Regions from separate parts of the Homo sapiens genome. Here region 1 is linked to region 2. The links are chromatin loops, found by intact Hi-C in ENCODE. Cell type or tissue: Caco-2. All regions are shown on one strand. Links, peaks and the distances in the headings refer to the core of each region. The heading gives the core; the rest is flanking DNA. Region 1 overlaps LOC101928269 (a long non-coding RNA gene). Region 2 has its middle 23 kb from the start of LINC01436.

What was found. A loop is a pair of places that touch in the nucleus more often than their neighbours do. Peaks named below come from ENCODE experiments on the same cell type or tissue, not always from the same donor. Only the 100,000 strongest peaks of a DNase experiment are listed, where the experiment ranks them.
Region 1: a loop joins it to region 2, with 7 times the contacts of the local background. A loop is called at or near these places in 15 of 110 quality-filtered maps.

The regions. Positions count from the first base shown.
Region 1 is chr21:35,950,758-35,959,092 of GRCh38, reverse strand. It overlaps LOC101928269 (a long non-coding RNA gene), which reads left to right. Exons shown (of 6, transcript NR_110418.1): 6 at 4,268-4,433. Among named protein-coding and RNA genes, the nearest start is that of LINC01436, 50 kb to the left of the region's middle. RefSeq lists an enhancer at 5,224-6,423. In Caco-2, for the core only: no CTCF peak of the experiment used is centred there; DNase peaks (open chromatin) are centred at 4,836, 5,252 and 6,662.
Region 2 is chr21:36,024,026-36,032,360 of GRCh38, reverse strand. No RefSeq gene overlaps it. Among named protein-coding and RNA genes, the nearest start is that of LINC01436, 23 kb to the right of the region's middle. In Caco-2, for the core only: a CTCF peak has its summit at 3,700 (motif pointing right); DNase peaks (open chromatin) are centred at 1,530 and 3,700.

The DNA.
Region 1 (8,335 bases), core at 284-8,283, 73 kb after region 2:
ACAGGGATCTTTTCCTTTATTTTCTCTCGGCCTTCCACAGAATGATTTTGGTAACTTGAGACTACCTTGGGGAATGCAGCCATTATATTTTCAGTCTCTCTGTGTGGCAACACTACCACCGATATTTTCACAGGTTCTCGGTTTGCTAGTGCTGTTTTTGTTTTTTCCTTCTCAACCTTGAAAATACAACACTAACACAATTTTTTGCATCCATGGAAGAATCAGTGGCATCATTGGAAGTTTCCTAAGGGGAACACTTTTCTGTATGAAAAGGAAAGGATGGGAAATTGCTTTATGATTCAAAAGCTGGCATAAACATTTGTTATTATTTTTTTAATCGTGGTTTATTCCTGCATAAGTTATCCAACCATGGAGCCACATTCAGTCAAGGGCATTGTGACCTCTGTGGGGAAACAGAACAACCTGAACACCTGATGCAAACTTTCTGGCCTGAAGGCAGCTCCAGTGACTGATTTCCAACAGATCTGTAAGGACAGCTTGTTTAGAAGTTGTGTCTGCTCCTAGCACAGGTCCTGCAAGGTCTGTTTTTCAAGGAATGAATTCTTTCCATGTTTCTGAATGGAATGGATAGCTACACTTTCATTTGGTCGGTAGTGAGGTATAGGCATGGAGAGATGACAGTTGGTGAGAGAATGAAGCATGAGAGTTTAACAAGGGCCTAGGCAGGCTCAGATTGCTAGCCTTCAGGTGTATTCTATTGGGCACTATGGAGGATATGAGAATGGCCTCAGATCTATGACTGCAGTTGGCATCGTTGACCAACAGCCCCAGCTGCTGTGCTTTGAAATCCATCACTGATCGGCCCGAGACCTTGCTTTTCATGACTGAGCAAGGTGGGATACCCAGACAGGCCTGTTTCTGGGAGAGGTGATGCCTCTGACTGTGGCTTGATGCCTCCCAACTGGCCTTGTAGAACTTCCTGGAGAAATGCACTGTAGTTGAGGAAGCATCTAATTCACCTTGCTTCCTTCCCTCTCTCCTTCATGCAGGTCAGACCTACACGATGGTCTAACATCTCTAGTAGCCTGCTCCTCATGTTGTCTCTGTTATGGACTGAATGTCTTTGCCCCCCAGATTCATATGTTGAAACTCTAATCTCAATGTGATGGCCTTTGGGAGGTGATTAGGTCATGAGGGTGGAGCCTCATGAATGGTATTAGTTCCCTTTAAAGACACTCAGAGAGTTCTTTTGTCCTGTCTTGCCATATGAAGATGTAACAAGAAGTCAGCTGCCTGCAACCCAGAAGAGAGCCCTCCCCAGAACCTAACACTGCTGCTGGCATCCTGATGTCCAACTTTCAGCCTCTGGCACTGTGAGAAATCATGTTCAGCTGTTAATAAGCCACCTAGTCTATGATATTTTGTTATAGCAGCCTGAATAAGAGACTCATAGGCGCTTCTCTTAATAAATTACTTGTACATTGAATCCTGCCCTGGTTTATGCTTTTCAGAAGATCCTGACTTGATTAAAAATTCAGAAGATTCCTTGATTAAAAAAAGTGGGCAGGCATGGTGGCTGACACCTGTAATTCCAGCACTTTGGGAAGCTGAGGCGAGTGGATCACTTGAGGTCAGGAGTTTGAGACCAGCCTGGCCAAAATGGTGAAACCACGTCTCTACTAAAAATACAAAAATTAGCTGGGTGTGGTGGTGCATGCCTGTAATCCCAGCTACTTGGGAGCCTGAGGCAGGAGAATTGCTTGAACCTAGGAGGTGGAGGTTGCAGTGAACTGAGATTGCGTCACTGTGCTCCAGCTTGGGTGACAAAGGAAGATTCTGCCTCAAAAAAAAAAAAAAAAAAAATTTAGAAGGTACACATGCAGTCCCACTGTCTTACCCCTTCTGTCTTGTATTCAGCCTGGTTCACATGTTTATGTTACATGTCTGACTTCTGTAGGTGTTTGATTTTATTTCCTAGGTCTTGTATTATCTTTTATAGAATAGTAGAGACAGAGAAATAGGGAAGGATTGACAAATTGGGAAAATATGACTCTGTTGGTGTATTAGGGTTCTCTAGAGGGGCAGAACTAATAGAAGATACGTATATATATGTATATGTGTGTATATATATAAATATATGTATATGTGTATATATATGTATATGTGTGTGTGTGTGTGTGTGTGTATATATATATATATATATATATATATATATATATATATATATATATATATGGTCTGAGTCCTAAAACTGAAGAACTTGGAGTCTGATGTCTGAGGGCAGGGAGCATCCAGCACGGGAGAAAGACGTAGGCTGGGAGGCTAGGCCAGTCTTTCCTTTTCACGTTTTTCTGCCTGCTTTTTGTTTGTTGGCAGCTGATTAGATTGTGTCCTCCAGGTTAAGGGTGAATCTGCCTTCCCCACCCTACTGACTCAAATGTTAATCTCTTTCGGCAACACCCTCACAGACACACCCAGGATCAATACTTTGTATCCTTCAATCCAATCAAGTTGACACTCAGTATTAACCATCACAAGTTATATGAAGTTAAACTTTTTGATCTTTTGAAATTTATCAAATTTGGATATCATTATCATTCAACATACGAATGATCCATCTAACTTTTACATTTTAGCAATTCATTTAAATTTTTTCTATTTTAATTTAACCTGTGAGTCTATGGAGTTTTCTCAAAATTAGAAAGTTATAGAATTAATGATGCATTTTGCCTTTTGTTAATACACATAATTGTTGAATAGCCAAGTTCTCTTCAGTATTTGTAAAGCCTTGGGTTTTATGTCCACGAATCCTGACTCTGCCCTTGGGAAGAGGTGGATTAAACAATTCCCTTTTGGTACATGGTGCACATGTAGTAGAAATTGTCATATGACTTCAGTAAATAACTTTCTGAAGTTTCCAAACAACAAAAATAGCTTCCCAACAACAAAAGTAGTTTCCCAGCTACTCTTATTAGCTGGGAAAATTTATTAAATTAGCTTATTAAAATTTCCAGTAATTATTTTTATAAAAGAATTTTCTGTATTATTTCTTTCCTTCAAAGCAACTAATCAGCTCAATTATTCTCCTTGATTTGGGATTTATTAGAATCTAAGCTTTGTTGTTGCTGTTGTTAGCCAGAAAGAGATGGCCACACCTCTATCAAGTTGGGAGAACAGAACCATTAGACAGAGTGGATTTTCTCCACCTTAGAAAGTTTTCCCTCCACAAAGAACATGAATGCATCCAGGACCAACTACGTAATTTTTAGGGCTCAGTACAAAAAGAAAATGTGGATCTGCTTGTTGAAAAAGCAGAGAAAAAAATGCTGCTAAAGGTACTAAAATATAAAGTTTTTCTTTTGGTTTTATGAATCTCTTCTGCTCATATGCATGCTCCACTGTCCCAAGTTCAAAGGTAAAATTGGAAAGAATTTCCAGACGGCCACAGCAGAGCATGAAACCAAGCTTGGGACTCTTCTGAGTATGGGACCCTGGGTGTGACTACAGCAGTTCCCATGGAGCTGGCCCTGGATACAACTCACCAGCAAGCCACGAGCAAGCTAGAAGCCAGAGGGAACATTACCCCTCTTCCCTCTGGAGTTTCAGGTGGAGGTGTGGGCAGGGATCATGGTAGCTGCCTGAGTCTGGGCTCCCAGGTGACATGGAAGGCACGGTGCTTTGTATCTGATGTTGGAGAACAGGAGCAGTTTTTCTCTCTCTTCTTTGTTCTCGACTCACCTGGGCAGTGGCTTCACCACACTGTCTATCTTTGTGGAGAGAAGGGGAATGACTTGCTCATGATGGGCAGCGGTATTTTGACTTTCCATTGTAAATACTTGATGTATACGTCTCATTATATTTATTGAGTGCTGGCTCTATGTTGGCTTCTGTTCTAGGTGTTGCTGGGATCTTCCTGTCCTCATGGAGCTTACATTCTCATGGTGGGGAGGCGTGGAATAATCAAAAGGGAGGAGTAGACCCAATGTAAAGAATGTCAAGCATGGGAGTGCTATGGAGGAAAGCAGGGTGGAGAAGGGATGCAGATGTCGGGGCTGCTGGTTTATAGTTGTCAGTAGGGTGGTGAGGGAAGGTCTCACCAAAAGGTGACACTTGATGATGAACTGAAGAAGATAAAGGAGAGAACCATGCTGACCTCTGGGAAAGAGTGTCCGGGACAGTGACAGTCAATGCAAAGATTCTGTGGTGGGAGCAGAGAACTTTGTTCTTCATTGACCTTGCATGAGTTTTTGGTGTGATTTTAGCACATGAAGATCTATGTGAAAACATTCTTTCCCTCTTTTTTAAGGAGAAAAGCAGTCCTTCTGGTACTGGCTGGGTGTGGTGGCTCACACCTGTAATCTCAGCACTTTGGGAGGCCAAGACAGGAGAATTGCTTGAGTCCAGGAGATTGAGACCAGCCTGAGCAACCTACGGAGACCCCCCTCTCTACCAAAAAAAAAAAAAAAAAAAAAGAAAAATAGTACGCCTCTGTCCTTGCAGTTAAAGATGAACAAGGAAGAGTTCCAAAGCCTTGATTGAATGCGGCTTCGTCTCCTCCAGCAGCCGCACAGCTGGGCTCTGACGTCGAGGAACTTCTATAGACAGATCTCTCTTATTAAAGGACATTTCTTATTAATGGCTGACTTCAAAGCAAACTTAAAAAAAATCCAATCGATTTCTCATTTATTACATTTTGTTTTGTAAAAGATTTTATGTCAGTGATTGCAGAATGAAGGTGCCAATAGTAAAATAATTGGTTTATAAATGGAAAGTTAATTAGGCATTCCCCTTTACATCGTCCTCTCCAAGGTCAGGGCATGACTGAAATGCAAAGAAAACACATTTGTACAGCAGGCAGATGAGAGGCTCACGTGGAGGGCTGTTAACCTTGGGGCTTGCCTCCTCAAGTGTTGAAGCAAATGGCTTGATGAGCTTCAAAGGAACGGGACATTATTGTACCTGGGAATATAAGAATGGTGTCTGCAGTTACATTAATTGGGATAACAATTATGAAAGCTTGAGAAGCCTCAAATTTCAGAGCCCACTCTAATCCCCAGGAAGACTTTTCCCTGGGTGGATATAATATTGCTATATTCCAGGTGCATTCCTAAGATGTATTACATTTCTCAGACTTACTTTGTATAGGCCATTGCCAGGGGCAGGTTTGGGGGTGGCCAGAAGATTCTTTGGTTTCAGCCAGGCAACTCTCTGCCTCCCTGGAGGGTTCATGTACTTGGGGAAAGCCAGGGTCAAAGTAGACTTGACATTTGTCTGGAAGCATGAGCTCCATGTCCTGGTTTCAGTGAAACAAAAGGCAGGAATGCAAAGATCTGTTTCCTGGAACTGTTCGTATTTACACAGTGATAACGTATTTCTTCATGTTGTTGACCCAGATGTAGTTGTATCTTGCCTGGTGACAGAGTCTGCTTTGTTGATTGTCTGCTTTGGAATTTTCTGGGCTTCTGTTGAACATGGGACTATGTTTTCCTGGAAAATAGAATATTAAAATAGTTGACAATTCTCCCATAAGTGGAGCTGCGTTCCAAGAACAGCAATGTAGGTAATCCTACCTGATTCACCTCTAGATCTCTACTTTGAGTTTCTGTTGGTGGCAACAAAGCTATCATGAGAAACAACATCCTTCACCTTTGAAAAAGAAAACTTCCATTAAAAAAAAAGCAGGAAGCTTTTTAAAAAATTATCATTGAAGGCTGTTGTCTGATCCTTACTTTAGGGGAAAAACCTTGCAATGTAACAAAAATATCAATGGGTTTACATGAGCGATTCCAAACTCCTTGCAGAAAAACTCTTAGATAGCATTTGGAAGTGTCATTATGGCAGAAGTATATTGAATAACCATGCTCATCTCAATCAGTGATGTTTCTGTATTCACATGGGCCTTGACTTTTGAAGCCTTTAGAGAAGGAAGAGTTGGCATATATTAGACACCAAAGTTTTTGCCAGCTGAATGTGTCATTCTTTCCTTTATCTCTTTACAGGAAATGTTTAGTTATTAAATTCATTGATATTTCCTGAAATGATATTGCTATTTCCCATCTGAAGGACCATAGAGGTGAGCCTCTAGAACATTGTCCCTGAAGATGTTCATGTGATGATTCTAGCACTTACGTCCTCCACAATCTTTCTTTTCTATCGGGCAGTGGCACAGAGGCATTGGGTCTGACATGAAAAGCAAAAGCATGCATAGCCTTTGCCCTGATCCTTCCCACTAGGAAGCCATTTCCTTCCCTCCAGAAACCACTGCCAGTTTTGGACAATCTCCTGCTGATGTTGTTATCATGGGGGACAGAGAGGAAATGGGACAGGAATGTGCTAGAGCTTCTAGCCCCTGCATTTCTGCTTGATTGGCCAAAAGTGATGGACAGACACAGCATTTTGGCTGATTTTGGCACAGAAAATGAAGGGAAGCTGGGCAGGACACCCAGCACAGACCCATGCACTTCATCCATAAAGAAAAACATATTTCTTTAAGTTAAATTAACTTCAGAAGCATGAGCCAGGATGACTCAGTTGGAGTTATGAGGTTCCCAGTTATTGGCTCTAGTGCTACAAACTGGCCCTTACCTCTGTCCTTTCACATCAGGTCCTTCTTCCCTATTTCAATGTCCGTGGGTCTGGAAATGAGTTCATATCTCGTCTGAGAATTTCTACAACTGCCGGAGGCTCACAGGTTTGTTGGAAACTCACAGATGAAAGCACCCGGAAGCTTTTATCTCTCTGCTGAAATGTCTTCCCTGAGGACACACACATAGTGTCATTGTGACCTTTAATCTTAATTCCTAATCATTTTTTTTTTTTTTGAGACAGGGTCTCGTTCTTTTGCCCAGGCTGGAGTGCAGTGGCATAATCTCGGCTCACTGCAACTTCTACCTCCTGGTTTCAAGGCCTCAGCTTCCCGAGTAGCTGGGATTACAGGCACCTGCCACCTCACCTGGCAGTTTTTGTGTTTTTAGCAGAGACGGGGTTTCATAGTGTTGGCCAGGCTAGTCTCGAGCTCTTGACCTCAAGTGATCCATCCATCTTGGCCTCCCAAAGTGCTGGGATTACAAGTGTGAACCACTGCGCCCGGCCAATCCTTTTCTTATCACAGAATAGTTTTGATCACTGGAAAACTGCCAGCTTCTCCAGGAAGCCAGATCTTTTGGAAATCATGTAAAAACACCAACAGCAATTACAAAACTAGCAACACAAAATGGGTTAAAAAGTCTTAATGTAGATCTATTCCTATTGGCTTTTTTGACAGTAGCTGAGAGAGGCTTAGAAACTATGATTTCAGGTTCAACGACACATGGCAGAGTGTATTTGGGGAGGAGAGGCTGCAGGTGAAATTCCAGGGCAGAGGGCCCTTACTTCTCAGGCAGCAGCTACCTGGCCATGGGTTGGTCACACTTGTGTTTGAACAGTGGGCATCGCTCAATCTGAGACAGTTCATGGGGAGTCAGGATGGTCTTTAAGGTTCTTCTTTATCTCTTCTTCTGCCTCTTGACTGGCTCCACTCTTCATCTTCCAAAAGGATAATCCAAGGGGTCACATCATTAGTGCACACTACTGTGCACCCCATTGGTCAGCACAGACATAGGGTGGAAGGATCGGGGGTGACTACTGGCTCATTGAGAAGCTCTAGTTCGCACTGATTCTCGGTCCTCACTTGGCCACGCATAGCAGAGGGTCTTTTGCAGATAGGCAGTGTCTCCAGGGCCCTCCCAGGATGGCTTACCTTGGAGAATTTGCCAGGCTTGGGTTTGGCCCTAGGCTGGCAGGCTCAGAGAAGATTGGCTGAACACATTAAGAGATGGTTTTGTTTCTCTCTCTAGCACAGACACACACCTCTCTCATGAGACTCAAGTGTAAAACCGGATCTCCAATCCATTGATTTTTTACAAGAAATGTAACTGCACAGAGCCTGGATTCTCAAAAATGCCAGGCAGGTCTGATTACCTGGGGAATGAAATCACAATCAGAAAGAAGTGTGATCAGCTTGGATTCAGAACTGGGGATATCAGTGGCAAAGGTTCAGTCAGAATAATGTATGCTTTCTGCAGTGGATTGAATGGTGAGCCACTCAAAAGGTGTGTCCACCTGAACCCTATAAATGTGACCCTATTTGGAAAAAGAGTCTTTGCAGATGTAATTATGTTAAGGATTTCAAGATGAAATCATCCTTGATTAGGTGTGCCCTAAATCCAGTGTCAATTTACAAATTCTATATCCTTACAAGAGAAGAAAAGAAGGCCATGTGAAGACAGATGCAGAGATTGGAGTTCTGAAGCTACAAGCCAAGGAGTGTCAAGGATTCCTGACAGCCCCCAGAAGCTAGAAAGAGGCATGGAATGCACTGTCCCTCAGAGCCTGT
Region 2 (8,335 bases), core at 225-8,224:
ACGCCATTGCCCCCACAGAACATGCCAGTGTCCCCCGCACAACACACCAGTGTCCCCCACATGACATGCCAGTGTCCCGTGCACACGCCAGTGTCCCCCACACAACACGTCAGTGTCCCCACACAACACGCCATTGCCCCCACAGAACACGCCAGTGTCCCCCACACGACATGCCAGTGTCCCCCACACAACACGCCAGTGTCCCCCACACAACATGCCATTGCCCCCACAGAACATGCCAGTGTCCCCCCGCACGACACGCCAGTGTCCCGTGTACACACCAGTGTCCCCCGCACGACACGCCAGTGTCCCCACACGACACGCCATTGCCCCCACACAACACGCCAGTGTCCCCCACACAACATGCCATTGCCCCCACAGAAAATGCCAGTGTCCCCCCGCACGACACGCCAGTGTCCCGTGTACACACCAGTGTCCCCCACACGACACGCCAGTGTCCCCACACAACACACCATTGCCCCCACAGAACACGCCAGTGTCCCCCACACGACATGCCAGTGTCCCCTGCACAACACGCCAGTGTCCCCCACACAACACATGCCAGTGTCCCCCAGACATGCTAGAGTTCCACTGACAGCACGCCAGCACCTGCCCCCACCAGCAGACATTTCTCTCCCGTGCTCATCCCTCTCACCTTTCAGAGGGTGTTTCTCATCTTCCTGTTGTAACCTTTCACTATTTTCTTGTTTTAATATCCTTTTATTCTATGTAGTTTTAACATTAGGCTATAAGAAAATTAAAAAAAAAAAAAAACACCTGGGCCAGGCACGGTGGCTCACGCCTGTAATCCCAGCACTTTGGGAGGCCGAGGCGGGTAGATCACGAGGTCAGGAGATCGAGACCATCCTGGCCAACATGGTGAAACCCTGTCTCTACTAAAAATACAAAAAATAAGCTGGGTGTGGTGGCGGGCACCTGTAATCTCAGCTACTCCGGAGACTTAGGCAGGAGAATCACTTGAACCCAGGAGGTGGAGGTTGCAGTGAGCTGGTATCATGCCACTGCGCTTCAGCGCAGGCAACAGAGTGAGACTCCATCTCAAAAAAACAAAAAACTCCCCAAAATAGAATGTATTTAATAAAAATGTAAGGCTACCACTCCACAAGGTAGATAGTAGCAGGTGCTGTTACTATCCGAGGTGGGAGGATCACTTGAGGCCAGAAGTTTGAGACCAGCCTGGGCAACATAGTGAGACCCCCTGCCCCGCGTCTCTACAAAAAATAATAAAAAAATAGCTGGGTGTGGTGCTGCATGCCTGTAGTCCTAGCTACTCTGGAGGCTGAGGCAGGAGGATGGCATGAGTCCAGGAGTTCGAAGCTGCAGTGAGCTGTGATCACACAGCTGCACTCCAGCCTGGATGACAAATCTGTGGAGTCCTATTTAGGGCAAAGGAGTCAGGCTGGCGGGACTGAGGGAGTTAAAGATAAAGCAGATAAGTTACCGGCCTACCTTTCTTCATGGTCCAGGACACATAGCCCTCCAGTGCAGATAACGTACATTACCCACAATCCTCCTGCACCCAACTTAACATCAAACACTTCCGTTTATCATCAGACACCTTGGCTGATAGAAAAATGCACGTTAGCTCCTTGCAGCCCTGGCGTTATCAGTATTGTGCGCAGCCCTATGTAGCCGAAACCATCCTATAAAATCTCCAGGAGCCTTTGTCTCTGGCAGTCAGCTCCTCCTCCGCTGATCTGCCCGTTGCCTCCTAACAACGTGTTTTCATTCTTCCTCGCGTAAATCTGCCTTTCTTTACCTACAGCTGTCTTGGTAAATTCTTTTACCCCTGCATGCCACTGGCTCAAATGGTTGTCGCCCACCTGCGACAAGTGAGACCCTGACTGTAAAAAAAAAAAAAAAAAAAAAAGGTGGAGTGGGACTTAGAGCCACTGTGTCCTCCTGGTACCCGGTGGGATATCCCTCTTTCTCATCTAATTGTCACAATAGCTCTATGAGGCAGGTATTCCATCTTTTGTTAGAGTTGAAGACACTGAGGCATAGACGGGTCAACTGACTTCTCCCACATCACGTGGCAGGGATTAGAAGCCAGCAGTGTCTGGTGTCTGAGTTCCTGCCTCTGATGTGTGAGTGATACCTGTTTCTGCCTCCTAAGTTAGGCAGTCTAGGGTAAGGGAGGGGACCCGCCACCTTCAAGCAGTTTATGTTGTCTGGTTTTGCTTTGTGAAAGGCCGAGTGACTACTTCACCTTGCAGGCTGTTCTGGAGGAACCAGGCAACTCCACTCCCTGGCCCTGCTGCAGGGCAGAGTGAGCCAGTCTCTCTCGCTGCAGCCTCGCCTCAAATGGTCCCATTTCAGTTTTACAGCCCGCTTCTCATCACACTGACAGCTCATATCTCATACAGGGCATAGCTGTTATTAGAGGGCTGAGAAGGGGTGAGTGAGCCCAAAGCAGGCCTTTTCTCGTTTCCGTGGAATTCGTCTCAGGGGAGAGGCTCTCCTGTTGCAGTTGAAAGCATTGTCTCGGTGCCATAGAAACTGCTCAGAACCCTGAAATCTCTTCCTAATGCCCAGATTCAGAAGATAGGGCCAAGACCAGAACGGCAAAGACCCCACTCAGTAATGCTTGGGACAGTCAACAATTCCAGTTTTTACTGTGATAATCACAAAGGGAGACTAAACTGTTGACAGATAAGAGAGAGTTTGGGATGTCACAGAGGAAGCAGGTTGGGTCTAAGGCGACTGTGTTTGGGACAGGCAGCGTAGACCTGTGCTTCTCGTGCCATGTCTGAGACCTGTGTCACTGGACGTCTTTGCCTTCCAAGCCTCTGATGGTAAAGGCTGTAGCAGTGGTTGGCGGCTTTGCTGTTCACTGGAATCACATGCGGAGCTTTAAAAAATTCTGAGGCCGGGTTCCCACTGCAGGGGTCTGAACTAGTTGGCCTGAGGTGTGCCGGGGCAGTGGAGATTTAAAGCTCCCACATGACTGATGTTCACCAAAGTTCCCTTTCTGAACCTCTGGGATATGGGAGCAAGCTGCCTTACCTTTTCCCAGCTGGAACTTTCTGGTTTTCAGAGGTGTGGGAGGCAAGCTGAAGAGTGTCAATTCTTTTCTTTTTTTTTTTTTTAATTTTTTTGGAGATAGAGTCTTGCTCTGTTGCCCAGGCTGGAGTGCAATGGCGTGATCTCGGCTCATTGCAACCTCCACCTCCCGGGTTCAAGCAATTCTCCTGCCTCAGCCTCCTGAGTAGCTGCGATTACAGGTGCATGCTGCCACACCCAGCTAATTTTTTGTATTTAGTAGAGATGGGGGTTTCACCGTGTTGCCCAGGCTGGTTTCGAACTCCTGAACTCAGGCAATCCACCCGCCTTGGCCTCCCAAAGTGCTGGAATTATAGGCGGGAGCCACCACGCCTGGCCAAGTGTCAATTCTTATACTACACAAGTTCATGCTGCCTAAATGATCTTTTAAATAGTACCACTTCATGTTGAGTACAGATGAATCCAGAGATCAACTCTTTATCATTTGGCTCAGTAAATACAGTTGGAGTGCCCGCCCAGTCCACGAGAAGTGATTAGCAAATTTAATTCCACGTGTCTCCTTTAAAAGGCGCCACACCTCTCCGTGTCCAGAGTGTTTGGGCTGATGCTTGGTAAGTACCAGGTGGATCTTGGAATCCCTGTGGGACTTTGCAACGTGCTTGAGCCACTTCCACCTTTCGTACACTAGATGGCGCAAGAGGACCGCCGAGCTGACCTGGGTACTGCGGCTCGGTCAAGTCAGGCAGCAGAGAGTGGTTTTCCCAAATATTAGTAGCATCCAAACAAGGCAGAAGCAACTCTCCGTGTTTCCCCTGGAAGAAAATGCCAACGTTCACATTCTCCTTTGGGCGGATAAACACCACTTCAAGGTGATAGCTGCTCGGGAAGGGACCTGGCCAGGTGGGGCAGGGGCTGGAGAGGGCAGTGGTGGCTCAGATGTAATGGCGAGAGGAGGAGGGGGTGAGACCGTGCAGGAACCATCCTGGCTCTGCCCACAGAGGAGCCACAAATAAAGGCATATATTTAGCCCTTACTTTTGAGAAGGAGAGAACTTTTCACACCGGGTAGCAGGTTTCAATTTCTATCCTAATTGATAGCAGGTAGACTCAGGCTGTTTCAGGCAGGCCAAAAGAAGGATTTTTTTTTTTTGAGACAGAGTTTCACTCTTGTTGCTCAGGCTGGAGTGCAATGGGGCGATCTCTGCTCACTGCAACCTCTGCACCCCAGGTTCAAGCAATTCTCCTGCCTCAGCCTCCGAGTAGCTGGAATTACAGGCATGCGCCAAGAGCTGGACTTACAGGCATGCACCACCATGCCTGGCTGATTTTTTTATTTTTAGTAGAGATGGGGCTGGTCTCGAACTCCAGGCCTCAGGTGATCCACCTGCCTCGGACTCCCAAAGTGCTAGGAAGTTGCTGGGATTACAGGTGTGAACCACTGTGCCTGGCCAGAAGGATGGCTTTTAAGGAGTTGAAACTGACCACCCACACAAACAGAGGGACGGATCCTGTGACTCCTAGCTTCTCATCTGCCAGGTGTTTCTAGAATAACGTGAAGTATTTTGTGGTGAGGTGGAAAGAATCCATTTCTGCTGACCGAGGGGAGGCCTGGCCCATCTTTGTTAGAGGTGCATGACTGATCAGAGGTTGGGGCCTCAAGGTAGAGTGAAAAAAACCATCAGGGTGCGCTTGAGCTTCTCTGTCCACAGGATACTGAGACACTGTAGATCCCCAAATGGCTGGTGATGTGGACTGACTCAGTACAACATCACATGATGACTTGACGCTGATGGCCTCACTTGAAATGATTTCTTTGGTCAGCTGGACTTTATCAGAAGCTCTGTCATCTGGTCTTATGTGTAGACAAATTCAACTTGTGAACCGGGAAGCTGCTATAATGCTTTTCTCCCTCCTGATACCCTTCTCCTCCCCAGCCCCGTGCTATTGATACACATTCTGGCTTTGTGTTGAGTGGAAGTTTGTTTTCTCTTTGGCATGTTGATCTACAGAGTGCTACCAAGACCTCGATGAGGCCAATATTCAATATCACTATATTGAAGGTTTTTTTTTTTTTAATTGGAGGAGTAGAGAAAGGTATACATTACTGTTTATCTGATTGGAGTTGCCTCACTGGTGATGGTGATTATGTATATGGAATGCAGATATTATTTAAGAGAACTCAGGTTGGGGCCAAGCATGGTGACTCATGCCTGTAATTCCAGCACTTTGGGAGGCTGAGGTGGGCGTATCACTTGAGGCCAGGAGTTCCAGATCAGCCTGGCCAACACAGCAAAACCCCATCTCTACTGAAAAAATACAAAAATTAGCCAGGCTTGGTGGCACATGCCTGTAATGCTAGCTACTCAGGAGGCCAAGGCATGAGAATCACTTGAATCTGGAAGGCCCAGGTTGTAGTGAGCCTAGATCATGCCGCTGTACTGCAGTCTGGGCGCCAGAGCAAGACTTTGCCTCAAAAAAAAAAAAAAAAAAAAAAAGAGTAAGCCAGGCGAGGTGGCTCATGCCTGTAATCCCAGCACTTTGGGAGGCTGAGGCAGGCAGATCACCTGAGGTCAGGAGTTCGAGACCAGCCTGACCAATGTGGAGAAACCCCGTCTCTACTAAAAATACAAAATTAGCAGGGCACGGTGGCTCACGCCTATAATCCCAGCTACTCGGGAGGCCGAGACAGGAGAATTGCTTGAACCTGGGAGGCGGAGGTTACGGTGAGCTGAGATCGCGCCATTGCACTCCAGCCTGGGCAAAAAGAGTGAAACTCCGTCTCAAAAAAAAAAAAAAAGTATTCAGGTTGGAATAACAAGTTTTTTTTGTTTTGTTTTGAGACAGTTTCGTGCTCTGTCACCCAGGCTGGAGTGCAGCAGTGGCATAATCTCAGCTCACTACAACCTCCACTTCCTGGGTTCAAGTGATTCTCCTGCCTCAGCCTCCTAAGTAGCTGGGGTTACAGGCGTGCACTACGCCACCACTCCCAGCTAATTTTTTTGTATTTTTTTTAGTAGAGCTGGGTTGTGCCATGTTAGCCAGGCTGGTCTTGAACTTCTGACCTTAGGTGATCCAACCGCCTCGGCCTCCCAAAGTGCTGGGATTACAGGTGTGAGCCACCCACACCTGGCCACAAGTGATTTTTGATGGTTGTGGTTCAATGTTAAGAGTAGGTGGCCACCATGTAGTCTAGGCAGGGAGTCTTGACTCACAACCATGGCAGCAGTCGTGCGAGAGGAGAAATACTGTGTCTCTGTATTAGAAGGCAGTGTCTCTGATACCAGCAGGAGAAAAGTACTGGCAGGGGGCAACTGCTAGGATCTATCTTCTTTCTTTTATAGGTCACCAGGGCAAAAGTCTATAAAGGAGGCCACTACCACCAAAAAATGTCCCCCAGGAAGCTAAATAAGTGCTTTCAGCTTTGTTGATTGGGGCTGTTTGCCTTAGAACCCTGCTCCTCACAGGGTGATCTGCAGAGCACATCAGCAGCACCTGGGAGCCTATTAGAAATTCAGGATCTTGGCCGGGCGTGGTGGCTCACACCTGTAATCCCAGCACTCTGAGAGGCAGAGGATCACCTGAGGTCAGGAGTTCAAGATCAGCCTGGCCAACATGGGGAAACCCTGTCTCTACTGAAAACACAAAAATTAGCTGGGTGTGGTAATGGCACCTATAATCCCAGCTACCTGGGGAGGCTAAGCCAGATCACTTGAGGTCAGGAGAATCGCTTGAACCCGGGAGGTGGAGGTTGCAGTGAGCCGAGATCGTGCCACTGCACTCTAGCCTGTGTGACAGAGCGAGACTCCATCTCAAACAAACAAACACACACAGACACACACACACACAAATGAAAAGAAATTCAGGATCTCAGGCCCTGCCCTGGACCCACTGAATCAGAATCTGCATTGGAACAAGATTCCCGTGTACGTGAAAGTTAGGAAAACAGTGTCTTCGAGGTGTGACCGACTCCAGACATCGAGCCAGTTGGGCGGTTTATGACCTGTCTTCTGGGCTGTCCATTGGCAATCCCTTTAGCCCTGTCCTGGTTCACCCTTCCTTGACACGAGGTGCCAGTGGAGATGGCTCATTTACAGAAAGTGAGGCGGGGCTGGGGTTCTGCTCAGAGGACCCACGAGGCCCGATTATCAGCACAATGACCATGGTTTTGCCCCTTTTACTTTGGGGCATGGCAGTTGCCAAAGACTTCTTGAAGTGGGAGGCAGCTGGACAGAAAGCCACCAGCCCCTTACTCACACCACATGCTGGGGAGCCTCTGCGCCGTGGGGCTGCGGACCTCCAGCCTAAATCACTCACATTTGTGAGTTTTTCATTCACCGGGAAAAATAGATCCCAGTGCAGCAGTGTGGTTACAAAATCGCCGAGCTCCACAGGTGCATTAGGACTGGTGCACCCTGAGTGGAGGGGTCCCAGGATGTTCAGACTGGACCGTGGCATTGACTTAGCATTTCCAGGTGCCAGCACAGTACGACAGGCTGCCAGCCCTGAATCAGTTTCATCCTCAGTGGCTACAATAGTCTCCCCCAACAGATGGGGAAAGTCCAGCTCAGTCAGTCAGTCCAGCTTATTTTTATTAGCTAGCAAAGTCCCTTCCTTGTCCAAGGTTCGTGGCTGGTATAGACAGACCAGCTCTGGGTCCTGGTCTGCTGGATACCATGTGGGCACTTGGTACCCTCTCAGCCTTGAGAGACAGGGTCCTGCTCTTTTGCCCAGGCTGGAGTGCAACGGCCAATCATGGCTCACTGCAGCCTCAAATTCGTGAGCTCAAGCAACCATCCTGCCTCCGTCTCCTGAGCAGTTGGAACTACAGGCACGCACCACCACACCTGGCTAATTCTAAAAATATTTTGTAGAGACGGGGGTCTCACCATGTTGCCCAGACTGGTCTCAAACTCTAGGCCTCAAGTGATCCTCCCACCTTTGTCTCTCAAAATGCTGGGATTACAGGCATGAGCCACTGTGCCCAGTTACCACCCAGCCTCTTTCCAGTCGTTTCCCCTGGCTGCTCTCTGATTCCCCACAGCACTGAGGTCAAGGTTGAGTTTCACTGGAATCTTAAAGAACAAGCAGAGAAGGATGTTGGGAAAGGCAGTGGTGGAGGGGGAGCAGTCTTCACCTTTGCTTTGTCTTGGCCATCATAGATTCTGGGACAGGAACCTCAGAAAAGGAGGAAACTTGGCCAGGCACGGTGGCTCATACCTGTAATCCCAGCACTTCGGGAGGCCAAGGCGGGCAGATCATTTGAGATCAGGAGTTTGAGATCAGCCTGGTCAACATGGTGAAACCCCGTCTTT